2 separate regions of the Mus musculus genome follow, and region 1 is linked to region 2. The links are chromatin contacts, found by Hi-C or POLR2A ChIA-PET in ENCODE. All regions are on one chromosome and are shown on one strand. The core of a region is the stretch at or near the end of the contact, and the rest is flanking DNA. Distances in the headings are between cores, read along the strand shown.

What was found. Hi-C counts contacts between places; a loop is a spot of excess contacts on that map. ChIA-PET counts read pairs that join two places held with the same protein, here RNA polymerase II (POLR2A).
Region 1: a map of left cerebral cortex shows a loop between it and region 2 (2.2-fold over the local background). The contact joins two enhancer-like sites. A Hi-C loop is called at or near these places in 1 of 37 maps with a recorded cell type or tissue (left cerebral cortex). POLR2A ChIA-PET finds 5 or more read pairs at or near these places in 3 of 5 experiments (all embryonic stem cell).

The regions. Positions count from the first base shown.
Region 1 is chr16:8,990,830-8,997,341 of GRCm38, reverse strand. No RefSeq gene overlaps it. Among named protein-coding and RNA genes, the nearest start is that of Gm30444, 3.4 kb to the left of the region's middle. Within about 2 kb of position 2,597, at least 1 of the 3 ENCODE cell types and tissues checked has a DNase peak (open chromatin) inside an H3K27ac peak, as active enhancers do; it is left cerebral cortex, where a contact is called at or near this core.
Region 2 is chr16:8,934,205-8,940,906 of GRCm38, reverse strand. No RefSeq gene overlaps it. Among named protein-coding and RNA genes, the nearest start is that of Gm30371, 24 kb to the left of the region's middle. Within about 2 kb of position 2,165, at least 1 of the 3 ENCODE cell types and tissues checked has a DNase peak (open chromatin) inside an H3K27ac peak, as active enhancers do; it is left cerebral cortex, where a contact is called at or near this core.

The DNA of each region.
Region 1 (6,512 bases), core at 1,348-3,847, 56 kb before region 2:
AGTAAGGAAATGCTAGACTCAAGATGCCAAACCTGGGCTAGTGAGATGCTCACTTTGTAATCATGTGCTTACTTGTAAGCACAAGGACCTGAAATCAGTCCCTGGTATGTACATATATATGCCAAGCCCAGTGGCCCAGACTTGTAACACCAACGCTGGGGAGGCAGGAGGGTCCCTACTGCTCATTAGCCAGCCAGTCCAGCCTTGTGGTAATTTGAGTACAAATGGCCCCCATAGACTAATGTGTTTGAATGCTTGGCCCACGGGTAGTAACACTATTAGGAGGCGTGTCCTTGTTGGAATACATGTGGCCTTGATAGAGGAAGTGTGTCACTGTGGGGGTGGACTTTGAGGTCCTATACTCAAGCTCCACCCAATGTGAAAAAGACCCTCCTCCTGGCTGCCTGCAGAAGAGAAGCACTTCCTGGTACCTTAGGATCAAGATGTAGAACTCTTGGCTCCTCCAGCACCACGCCTGCCTGCATGCTGCCATGCTTCCTGCCATGATGATAATGAACTGAACCTCTAAAACCGTAAGCCAGCCCTAATTAAATGTTGTCCTTTATAAGAGTTGCCTTGGGGGGCTGGTGAGATGGCTCAGTGGGTAAGAGCACCCGACTGCTCTTCCGAAGGTCCGAAGTTCAAATCCCAGCAACCACATGGTGGCTCACAACCATCCGTAATGAGATCTGACTCCCTCTTCTGGAGGGTCTGAAGACAGCTACAGTGTACTTACATGTAATAAATAAATAAATAAATCTTTAAAAAAAAAAAAAAAAAAAAAAAAGAGTTGCCTTGGTCATGATATCTCTTTACAGCAATGGAAAGCCTAAGACAAACCTAATTACTGAGCTCTAGCCCAATGTGAGACCCTTCCTCAAAAAAGGCTTATAGGCGGCAGCACTGACAGCCTCTGACTTCATCTTTACTTCCCTCCCTCTCTGCTCAGCGACCTACACTGCTGCTGTCCTGTTCCACATCTCTGAGGACAAGAACCCAGATTACCATAAGCGAGTGCCCGTGGAACTCAGCAGCTCCCTCTTCAAGCATGCCTGGGAGGCTGGCTGCCCAGAGATGATCCCGATCAACGAACCCTACGCAGATGACATGGATGCCACCTACTGCCCCATGTACTCCAGCAATGTACCTCTGGACCCTCTGGACATGCACATGGACATGGATGGAGACTACCCCATGGACACCTATAGTGATGGCCTGAGGTCTCCCTACCCCACTGCAGACCACATGCTGGCCTAGCTAGCTCCAACTCAGAACTGTTTCTCACCTGGAAAGCTCTCAAGAGTAGACTGGGATGAGACAGAGAAGTACCTGAGGCCTGGGAGCTGGCCTGAACATCCTGCTGAACACATGCTCCAGAGAGTTCCTCTGTAGGGATTTTGGGATGGTATCTGCTCCTGTTTTTCTGTCTTGGGCTGGGGAATCTAGGCTCAGCACTTTCTGCCCTTCCCTGCTATGGCTATGGTCACTAAAGCTTTAGACTCAGCCTGTGTCCCTGCACAGCAACCCTCTCTGCTGACTCCAGCTGCCTGGACACTCCCTACCCCAGGCCTTCCTTTGTTTTTCTGGGGCCAGTTTTCTCACTGAACTTCAGCATCCAACTGCCCTGACTTCCTGGGATATCCAAGACACAGGTTCAAGGCCCCAACCCCTGACACCCAAAGCTTCTTTTGAAAAGTTTAGGGACCTTCTTGGGGGTCAGTGGGGAGAGTGGAGACATTAAGTGCCCCTGCCAGGACCTGCCCTTCCCTTCAGGATGCTAAATTTCTGCTTTGACCCTCCCAAAGTGAGAGCTCTTGGTGACGCTCCCTCTCACATCCTCCACTCTGGCCCATCTGACTTGAAGAAGTACTCTAGCTCACCCCTCTTGTGTGTGGTGAAGGACTTTCTTCTCCCCATCCTGTTTGACTCCCACCACCTCCTGCACATGGGTTTGGGGGCGGGGGGAGGGGAGACTGAAAGGGTAGTCCCCTCAGAGAGTCTTATTATCGACACACACACACAAAAAAAGAATGAATGAATGAATGAAAAGGTTTCTCAAAACCTGTTGTTCTCTGCCCTCTACATTTACACTCATGCATGTGCACCTGCACATGTATGTACAATGCATACACACATAGACAAGCGCATGAGAAAAAATAAATTACAAGTCCCCTCAGAGCGTCCAGCTTGGAATCTGACACCACTACAAGTCCAACACTTCCTGGGGTTTTCCCTCATCTCCCTGAGACATTTGACTTGGTCACACACTCAATCCTTTCTCTGCTTTGCAGATGTGTTTCTGAGTGCACAGCCTTGTCTACAAATACTTCAGCATGCTGTGCATTCCTCCTGCTTCTTCGCTCCTTCCACCCTGTGTATCCAAAGCAAGAAAGTCAGCATCTCAAAAACGGGGCTGTGGCTCAGCCGTAGGTCACTGCTTAGCATCCTTGAGGCTCTGGACTTGATCCACAGAAAAAAGTAATGAAAGGAGCATTTCTGTAGGACCAGAAGTGACCAACTGCTCAAGTGTTAAAGTAGCCCCTTGGAGCACTAAGCTTTCTCCCTCCTCTTGCTGAAATGGGCTTCTCTGAAAAACTGAAAGTCACATAAATAGCTCTCTGGTATGTGCCAGAAGCCACCTTCAGCTCTGATGTCACATTCTCCTCCATGAGATGACTTGGGAGTTTAGTATTTAACTTCCAGGATCTTCTATCTCATCCCAGTGAGGAGACCTTGACTGGAAATTATCTCTTTTTTTCTAATTTTTTATTTTACTAATTAGCATTGTGTGTGTGTGTGTGTGTCTGTGTGTGTGTCTGTGTGTGTGTGTGTGTGTGTGTGTGTGTGTGTGTGTGTGTGTGTGTGTGATGTTGTGATGTGTGGGGATGGGGAGTGCACATGTGTCAAGGCACATGTGTGGAAGTGAGAGAACAACCTGGAGAAATTGGTCCCTCTTTCCCCCATGGTGCCAGGGTGGCACTCATGTTGTCTGTCCTGTACAACAAGAACCTTGATACCGAGTCTTCGCACGAGCCATGAAAATGGCCTTTACACACTCCTGGGCCTTTTTCTCTGGCTCCTCAGCACACACCTGACCTATCATTCCCACTGAGAGAAGAGGAGCTCAAAGATGACGATGGTCCTGCCCAATCTAGCAGATGCTGACACAGGTCTACAGGGACAGCCTCACTGAGCATTCTTCTCTAATTTTACATGTTGGCATGATTGTTCTTCCATGCATCTTGCAGTTAGACATTTGTCTCAGTGTTACCAGAAGGCATTTGTGGGTGGGAGTCACATCTATAATTAGTTGGCTTTTGGCCAAGGAAATCACCCTCTACCCACAGAGCAGTCTTGACTGATCAGTGAGAGAGGTCTTAGGAGCAAAGCCCAATCTCAAGCCTGAGCCACAGAGGGACTGGGGTGTGGGTGACTGGAGCAGCCCCCACCTAACAACACATCTATGACTCCATATTCCATCCCTAATATGGAGATAATGGCGGCCTCCCTCAATGGATGAGGGGCAGACGGGTAGAGGTACATTTATCAAATGTTCATCATGGAGATTCGCACAGCACAGTGAGTAGGAAGGAGAAGCTCTGTTAGATGCCCAGATCTGGGGGTGGACAGACCTTACACCCTCCCCCGAAACCTGGATCTGTCTGCCTGAGTCAGAAAGATAGAGGAGCCAGGGGATGAATCTCTGAAAGGAAGGAAATGTTCTACTGGCTCCAAGTGTGGAGAACAGAAAGCAGAAAGCCCACACAGCCGCTGTCTAATGCTGCTGACATACCACAATACCCGATTATTCTTATCCCCATTAGCTGCAAACCTAAGGTAGAAGCAGGCTTAAACTTGAGAATTTTTAAGTCCTAATTATGTGCAAAATCACAATAGGGTAGATCAGCTTGTCTTACCCCTGTCGCTCTCCTCGTGTTCCTGATAGACCAAAAATAAAACGAGCAAAGTCAGACATTTAAAACCCACCTTTGACTCCTGCATTCACTCAGTAGGCATGCAATGAACCCAAAGGTGGCTTTTTCCTGAAGCTAATGAAGCTTGAGCTTCTAAGACCCACACTTCCAAAGTCTGCTGTTTAGTTGGATTAACTTAAAGGATCTCAAAACTGCATAGGTCTCAGGCTTCACAAAAACCAATGTTCTCCCTCAGGATCTTCTGTAAATGCGGGGAGAAGATGCAAAGAAACAAAAGGTGCCCCTGCTGGAAGCAGGTCTCAGTTACACCGAGGAGTAACTACCACTCTGTACCTGGAGTTCTCGGCCTCAGAGTCAGAGTTTTAAAATGTATTAAGAGGTTAAGTGTTCTTTCTGTGAAATAATACTCATTGTAATGAGGCAGGAGGACACCTTTAGAGGCGACTGATGTGTTGATGGTATTGCCAATGGTAGATGGTTTTATGGATGTATGCTCATCAAGCTATGTTTAATACAGTGTCTGCTGCACATTCATCTAGTGGAGTTTTATGTGCGTGGTGTGAGCATTTATATATGTAGTATATGAGTGTATGTATTGTGCTGTGTTCATGTCTGGTGCCCATGGAAGCCAGAAGAGGACGTGGGATCACCTAGAACTGAAGTTAGGGATGATTGCAATGCACTCTGTAGATGCTGGGAACCAAACCCAGGCTCCCTGCAAAAGCAGGAAGCACTCTTAACCGCTGAAGCCATCTCTCCAGTCCCACCTGTGGGGTAGGAGGTGTTGCCTGGGTGGCCTGGTTTCAGGGATCTTTGAGATAAAGTCTCATGTAGCCTAGATTGGTCTCAAACTCAATCTGTAGCTCAGAATGACCTTGAACTTCTGACCCTCCTGCCTTTACCTCCCAAGTGCTGGCATTACAGACATGTATTAAACCTACATTAATATGGTGGAGCAGGGGTGATTTAAAAAAAAAATGCTGACTTCAAGAAACTGTCCTCAGGAGCTGAAAAATGGATCAGTGTTGTGGATTGATTAGTTCTAATGCTCCTTATGTTAATTCAACTCTCAAAATTACCCAGGAACCTGCACATCTTCGTGTGAAATTCTGAGGGTCCCTGCCCCCAGTTGGCTTTGATTGGTAAATAAAGTTTCCAGCAGCTAATGGCTGGGAAGGGAGACAGAGGCAAGACTTTAGGATTCACAGGCAAGGGACTGAGGAAGAAGGGGAATCCTCATTGCTGGGAGAGAAAGGAGGTGCAGGCCTGAGAAGTGTAGGACAGAGAGACAGAGAGACAGCCAACACATAATAGTAGGGGATAGGGGTCCAGGAGGGCTGCAGGCTGGATCCTGGGTAGCAAGGAAGGAATATAGATTTTAGTAAGTAATAATTCAGGAGTGTCGGAGAGGAGGTGCTAGCAACATGGAAATTTGGGAGTGGTGCAGCCATTGAAAGGCATATTAAAATAGAAAGGTGTGTGTGTGTGTGTGTGTGTGTGTGTGTGTGTGTGTGTCTTTTATTGGAGAATCCAGAGCACTGGGGCAGGTAGCAAAGAGCACACATGCCACTGCCGCCAGAGAGTAGACCAGATTAATCAACTACTGCTACAAATCAGTTGTTAACAGTGCCTACTGCTATTGCAAAGTTCCCAAGTTCAGCTTCCAGAACCTACATCTAGCGGCTCACAGCTACATGTACCTCTAATACTAGGGAATCCAGTGCCTTCTGGCTTCCATGGACACCTGTACACATGTAGCAAAGAGACACACATACAGATATAAAAATAAAACTTTAATGAAAGAGAGAGGGAGAGAGGGAGAGAGGGAGAGAGGGAGAGAGGGAGAGAGGGAGAGAGGGAGAGAGAGAGGGAGAGAGGGAGCGAGGGAGCGAGGGAGAGAGGGAGAGGGAGAGGGAGAGGGAGAGAGAGAGAGAGACTATTCTACTACTATAGTTTGGACCTGAATGTCACCGGATTTTCTCTGTTCAGTTACATTAGGGTAGTGGAAGGCCTGTGATTGGACAGGGAGAGGGGGTGGAGCTAAGAGATGCAGAGACAAAGGACAAGAAGGGTAGCAGAGAGAAAGGAAGATGGCAGTAGACATGAATCAGTGTGACTATGACCAGCCACAAGTTATTATGATATCATAAATGTTAGAATATTGGTATAATTTGTCTAATTTAGGTGGTCAGCTTTTATCATTCTCAAATGGTTCTGAAATGATTGTATTGGCATCTTGTGTATTGAGAATTTATTGATATATAAATGATTGGTTAACTGTAAGCATTGAGTCTTGTTTTTACCAGGTTACTGGGTATTGTGTTATGAAACCATGAGGATGGCGGATCTATTTGGTTATTGGAATGTGGGACAGAGTCAGCGGGACCTTGCCAGGACAAAGTGTTGTGGCCAACCCATGCCGGTACTAGTGCAGGAATGTGTGGGGTTTTTGTTGTTGTTGTTGTTGTTTGTTTTTAATATTTCCTGCAACACCTGAACTGTTCCTCAGGTCACAATGGTGAAGGCTTAGTCTTCAGCCTTTGCTGCTATTAGTACATGAGGGATCTTTAAGGGGTG
Region 2 (6,702 bases), core at 916-3,415:
ACAGTTCCTAGAAAATCAGAAATAGTTCTACCTGAAGTTATACCCAACTATACCACTCCTGGGCATACAACCAAAAGATGCCCCACCACACCACAAGGAAACATGGTGTACTATGTTCAGAGCAGCCTTATGTATAATAGCCAGAAACTGGAAACAACCCAGATGTCTCTCAATTGAAGAATGGATGCAGAAAATGTGGTTAATTTACATAATGGAATACTATTCAGCTATTAAAAATGAGGACTTCATGAATTTTGTGGGCAAATGGATGGAACCAGAAAATATCCTGAGTGAGGTAACCCAGACCCAAAAGGACATGTACGGTATGCACTCACTGATAAGTGAATACTAGCCAAAGAGTACACAAGGTCTTTTTCCTCAACAGCCTCCCTGGGACCAGGGGACATGGAGGAACTGTCCCAGAAGGATGAGTGACTGGTTGTGGCCAAGTCTCTCCAGGCCACAGCCTGAAGTTTCCAGAGATGCAAGCTCCTCTCTGGTTAATGGGATTCCAAGGAGGAGACACAAAATGATTACATTCTTGCTTCTAGAACATCCATTAGTCAGATGAGTCAGAGAAAGGCCTTTGTGTGCTTCAGGAGGTCAAAAGACAAGTGGGTAGGAGAAGGCCAGGGGGGCTGTGGATTTCCTTTAGTTTCAGAGCACTCAGACTGCCAAATCCCTGTACTCTGAGTTGTTATTTTCTGGGCCCAAAAAAAAAAAAAAAAAAAAAAAGGGCTGAGTGGCCAGAATGCTGGAGACTCAATGGCAGAGTCCTCTGTCAGGGAACTTGGGGTGAGCTATCTGCCAGGCTGATGGGCTTCACTGTGGCTCATTGGTCAGCTCCCTCCAGCAATGAATGGAGGAGATAGGCTGATGCCTTCTGTCAGCTCTCTCAGCTCTCACTGCCTGAGAACAGCCCAGCCCTGCAGCTGGGTATGTCTGCTGGGGATTGAAGCCGGTTCCCCTTTGCTGTCAGATCTCATGGCCTACAGCCTAAGTGTATCTCCACTGAAGTCCACAGGAGCACAGAGGTGGGGGTGGGGATGCACTGTTTTCCCAGCATCCACAAAGCCCAGGTTCAATCTCCAACACAGTTTAAATTCTGCATGGTGGAATATGCCTGTTGGTTGGGGAGTAGAGGCAGAGGATGAGAAGTTCAAGGTCAGCTTGGGTTACAAAATGTGTTCAAAGTCAGTCTGGGCTGTACGCGGTCCTGCCTTAGGGGGAAAAAAAATACAGAAGCCATCCTAGATGTCCTGCCCCACTGAGTTTCCAGATGGTTCCAGCCACAAGAGAACCCAGCCAGAGCCCCAGCTGAGCCCAGTCAGCACACAGAAGCCTGGGAGAGAATGGCAAACTGATGTGTAAAGCAACCAGGTTTCACAGCAAGAGGTAACCAGAATGAGCTAGGATAATTAAGTTAGAGTCGTCCCAAAGCACTAAGGGTTCCATACGTGTCAGCAAATTCGCTCCTACTATGATCTCCATCTGACAAATGAAGAAATCGGGATTCCGAGAGAATGGCACTGAGCTGGGAGCTGCACAGCGGGGACTCCAGCCCCAGGTCTGCCTAACTCTGACTCCTGCTGTGCCCTTGGCCCTGGAGCTCCAGCCCCAGGTCTGCCTGACTCTCATTCCTGCTGTTCCCTTGGCCCTGGAACAGGTTCTAACCCTCTGTTCTGGCTGGTTTTGTGTGTCAACTTAACACAAACTGGAGTTATCACAGAGAAAGGAGCCTCCCTTGAGGAAAAGCCTCCGTGAGATCCAGCTGTGGGGCATTTTCTCAATTAGTGATCAAGTGGAGAGGGCCCCTTGTGGGTGGTGCCATCCCTGGGCTCGTAGTCTTGGTTCTGTAAGAAAGCAAGCTGAGCAAACCAGGGAAAGCAAGCCGGTAAGTAACATCCCTCCATGGCCTCTGCATCAGCTCCTGCTTCCTGACCTGCTTGAGTTCCAGTCCTGACTTCCTTTGGTGTGAACAGCAACGTGGAAGTGTAAGCTGAATAAACCCTTTCCTCCCCAACTTGCGTCTTGGTCATGATGTTTGTGCAGGAATAGCAATTCTGACTAAGATGCTCTCAAAGCCTGCTGGAACTGAAGCTCGTTGCATTCCTCCCTGGCAGCCCAGCTTGTATCTTTCTCTGCCAGATGACTCACTAGGAAAGGTCTACCAGGCACGGATGACACAGAGAGCAAAGCTAGTTCTAGTTCCCACTGCTCAGTGCTGCCCCTCCCCCACCATCCCAGCTCGGCACACAGAACCAAGCACAAGAGCTTGCTCCTTTCTCTGGGCAAGCGCCCAGCACTGCAAGGATTCCCAGACAGGAGATTGGCACCTAGCAAGAAGTATGTCAGACCTGGAAGAATCCTTTCCACAGGAGCCTGCAGCACTCAGGCTCCTGAAAGGAGAGCACATGTAGCCCAGGTTAGCCTCAAGCCCACAGCTTGAGGCTATCTTATTGCCTCAGTTTCCCCAGTGCTAAGATCACAGGCCTGCACCACCAGACTCAGTTCCCAGTAATAAACAACCTTTGATCCCTCACGCTGACACCTGCAGAGAGGTCACTGACTCGCCTTTCAGGTAAGAAAACCAACACGAGAAGCTGTGCTTCTACCTGCTGCAGCTCTCACCAAATGACCAGAGTCAAACTTCCATCTATCCAGCTCTGAACCCTCATGCCTGCCTCTGTTGCGACAAGCTTCCTCGCCAAGCCTGCATCAGCGGGCACTACTTGAGACCCAGAGATCTGTCCCAAAGCCAGAAGATGGATGCAGCTAATTTCCATTAGGAATAATGGAAGAGAGAAAAGACTGTTTTTCTTATAATTAGAAGAGAATTCAGCCGTCACAGCCAACGAGTCCAATATCTCAGCTTATGTAACACAAGAAAGAAAAGGCAAATGGATGCAATTAGGGGAGAGAAGAACCGACTTGGCCTCACAGGTGATGAGGGTGCGGAGTGATTCAGAATAGAAATGTCTCTGCTGCCCGCCCCAGTAGATTTCAGATCCTCATAGCCAAGCATGAGGCCGAGTCTCTCGATGACCTGGAATTTGCCAATTTAGATGAGATTTGCTGACCAGAAAACCCCAGGATCCACCTGTCTCCACCTCCCCAGGATTGAGACTACAAATATATGATCTTCATGTCTGACTTTTGTATGGCGATCTAAACTCAGGTTCTCACATGTGTGTGATACGCACTTCACCCACTGGTGCGTCCCCTCTGGTGCTTCTTAAGGGTCTGTGTTTGCTCCGAATATGTGTTTGCACAGACCTAAATCCCAGTTCTGTCATGTGGTAGCAGCAGGACACTGGGAAGGGGATTGTCCTGCTGATTTTGGATCTGTAAGGAGTCTGGGTAACTTCTTCAGGACCGACACAAAGGCCCTAGGAGGAACGCTTAGAGAACCAAGGCACATCCCTGTCCTTATTACTCCTGCTTTTCTCTCCAGCATTTATCCCCAAGAGGTAAGGGGGCCTGGGAGCACCTGGGAGCGCAGGGAGGATGTGCTCAGGGACTAGTCTCACCCAACTCCTCCCTCAGTCTCTCTTCTTGGCTATCGATTGCAGCAACACCTGCATTTTTTTTTTTTGTTTCTTAAAAAAAAAATCAATGTTCCATTAGCTAACATGTTTCAGAGCTGTCCAACACAGGCAGCTATTGGGAGCTTACTGGGGCTATAGGGCCAGAACTAAGGCTCAGTCCTAACAGATGCAGGCCTTTTTAGACAAATGGGTCCCCAATGTGAGCCAGTGAGCTTCAGGCTCTTTGTATTGCCCTCGATGCCTCTCTCCATTGGAACTCATATCAGCCACAAAGAAATTGCTGCAGAATTAACCCTTTGAAGAAATTCATTTATTTGACAAACCCTCATGGAGTCCTTGCTTGGCATGAAGCCCTGGGTTCCATAGTCAGCACTGCATAAACCAAGTATGGTACCCATGCTTGTAATCTCAGATTCAAGAGGTTGTTGTCCTTGGCCATATAACAGGTTAGAGGCCAACTTGAGCTGTGTCTTAGTTAAGGTTTCCACAGCTGTGAAGAGACATTGCTTATTCAATTGCTCAAACAAGAAGCTCATCTTGCCTATTAACTCATTCCCCCCTCAGGCATTCTCTCCTTCCATTCCCTCAGTGACAAGAGAACCCACAGACAGTTAAAAGAGACTACACCACCTTTCTGGTCCTTGCAGGAGTTGGAAGTCACAAGACAAGGCATGGTCTTTCAGTAAAGGGTGTGAATTAAGCATCAGACCTCCATTCTTGTACAAAAAAGAATTCCATTCATGTCCAGACAATGGAATCCCATTAGAGCCTCCAGCTGAATAGAAGGCCTAAAACACAGATGTCCTCAGAAGTCACTCCCCTGCAGGAAGCCCCTAGGCTTAAAGGAAGATCTCAACCTCCTTCCTGTCTCATGTCCATCCTGGATTAAATAATCAGAGAGCCATCCCTCTGCCAGCCTGCTGCCAGGACAGGCTGGTTCTCACCAGCGAGCTCTAGTGCGGCCAGATATGGATGGTGGGTCACACCCTGCCATGCAGCCTTAGGAGGCTAGGACATGAGGATCAGCATGGAAAGACCAGCTTGGGAATGCTGTTGAGCAAGGGCAACCTGACAGGATCTAGAATCTCCTCAGAGATGTCCAGGGGGCATAGATGTTGATCATCTTTGAATGAAATGAGGACATGACTGCTCTAAGGTACAGTTGAGGAGAAGGTTTTTATTGTAAATGTGATGGTTTATATAAGCTCAGACCAGGGAGTAGCACTATTAGAAGATGTGGCCTTGTTGGAGTGGGTGTGGCCTTGTTGGAGTGGCCCTGTTGGAGTGGGTGTGGCCCTGTTGGAGTAGGTGTGGCCTTGTTGGAGTAAGTGTGTCACTGTGGGTGTGGGCTTTAAAACCCTCATCCTAGCTGCCTGGAAGCCAGAATTTTCTGCCTGGAAGCAGAAAAAAATGCATTCAGTTCAGCTTCACAAGTCTCCATAGACTTTCAATCTCGGGACTGCCTCAAAGTCCCAAGTCTCAAAAGGCAATCTAACTACCACACCCTGTAAAATCAAAACCAAAAGTCAAAAAGCTAATCACACACAATGACATAGAATATATATCATCATCACAAAAGGGAGGAAAAGGGAGCCTGCTGAGGACCAAAGCAAGACCAAAGCCCACAGGGCAGATTCCTAATTCTCCATCTTCATGTCTGATGCTAGATGTAGAACTCTCAGCTCTTTCTGCACCATGTCTTCCTGGTGCTGCCATGCTCCTGCTTTGATGATAATGGACTGAACCTCAGAACCTGTAAACCAGCCACAATTAAATGTTGTCCTTATAAGTATTGCCTTGGTTATGGTGCCTGTTCACAGCAGTAAAACCCTAACTAAGACAGTAAGTAAGAGAGAGTAAACCCAAAGGCATCTGGAAGGTTCAGAGCAGGAAAAGAAATTAGTACACCAACCATGGTAGTAGACTGAACCAGGTCTTTAGAGAAGGAGAGAGGGAGAGGGAGGGAGGAAGAGAAGGGAGAAGAAGAAAAGGAGACCAAGAGAGAGAACCAAGATTGCAAAGAACATAAAAGAGCCAAGAAAATGCATGGCTTAAATAGCAGGTGGTATAGGAATCAGACCCTAGGGAAAGAAAAGCCCATGGGATAAAAAAGTGTAGGTTACAGGTGGGGTGAGAAGAGCCGAGAGATCCCAGGATGCCAAGGACACAGAACCTGAGACCAACTTTGGTATGCTAGTAGGCACCATGGTTAGACCATGGTCCAGTGTTTGCTTTGGACCTGACAATTTTATCTAAGGAAGACCCATCCTGTGGGAAGGACCATTCCCAGGCAGAGGATCCTGGACTCTGAAAACATAGGAAGGGAGAAAGCCAAGCAACCATAAGCTTGCATTTATCCCCACCCCACCCCCAACCCCCCAGTTTCTTGCTGATTGTGGATGTGATGTGAAAAGGAACTTCAAGCTCTTGTGGGCCGGACTTGTCCTCCAGGTTGCTCTTGTCAGAAGATTTTATCACAGCAAAATAAAAGACACTGAGATACCTACTGAAGGAGAAACCCTGACCCAAACAAAATAAAACAGAAGGGCAGGCAAAGGGGCTGGAGAGATGGCTACTTTTCCAGAGGGCACAGGTTCAATTCCCAGCACCCCAATTGCAGAATTCAAACAATAAAAATGAGGTATAAACAATGTTATATTTTTAAGTATTTTTAACCCTCCCCCTCCCAGTTGCCTGTAGCAAGTAGTTGAGCTGGCCCTGAGGTTGGGAGAGCTGTCCCTGTCCCTCACCTGCGGGGCACTCAGGAGAATTGGCCCTGGGAAGCACAGTATTGCTGGCCTTGAGGGAGGGGTGAAGAGCTGAGCTGGCTTAGGCATGAGAGTAGAAGAGTCTGCTGTGGGAGCGTGCACAGGGGTGATGCTCTTCTCTCTACCTTGCCTCTTGCAGTCTGCAGCTGGCAGGAGGGCTGTCCCCACACCCCACTGGCTGCAGCATTTGAGAGATCAGACCTTGGTGATGGTGGGTGAACTAGCCCTGCCCCTTTCCTGCTGCAGCATCAGGTGAGCTATCCAGGGCAGTGCTCGAGAGCTTGCCCCGGTGGCACAGGTACAGGAGAGCTGGCAGGCTGATCAACTCAGCTACCACACAGGCCAAGATCCAAGGCTTTAAGTTGGCTCACCCCAACATCTACCCC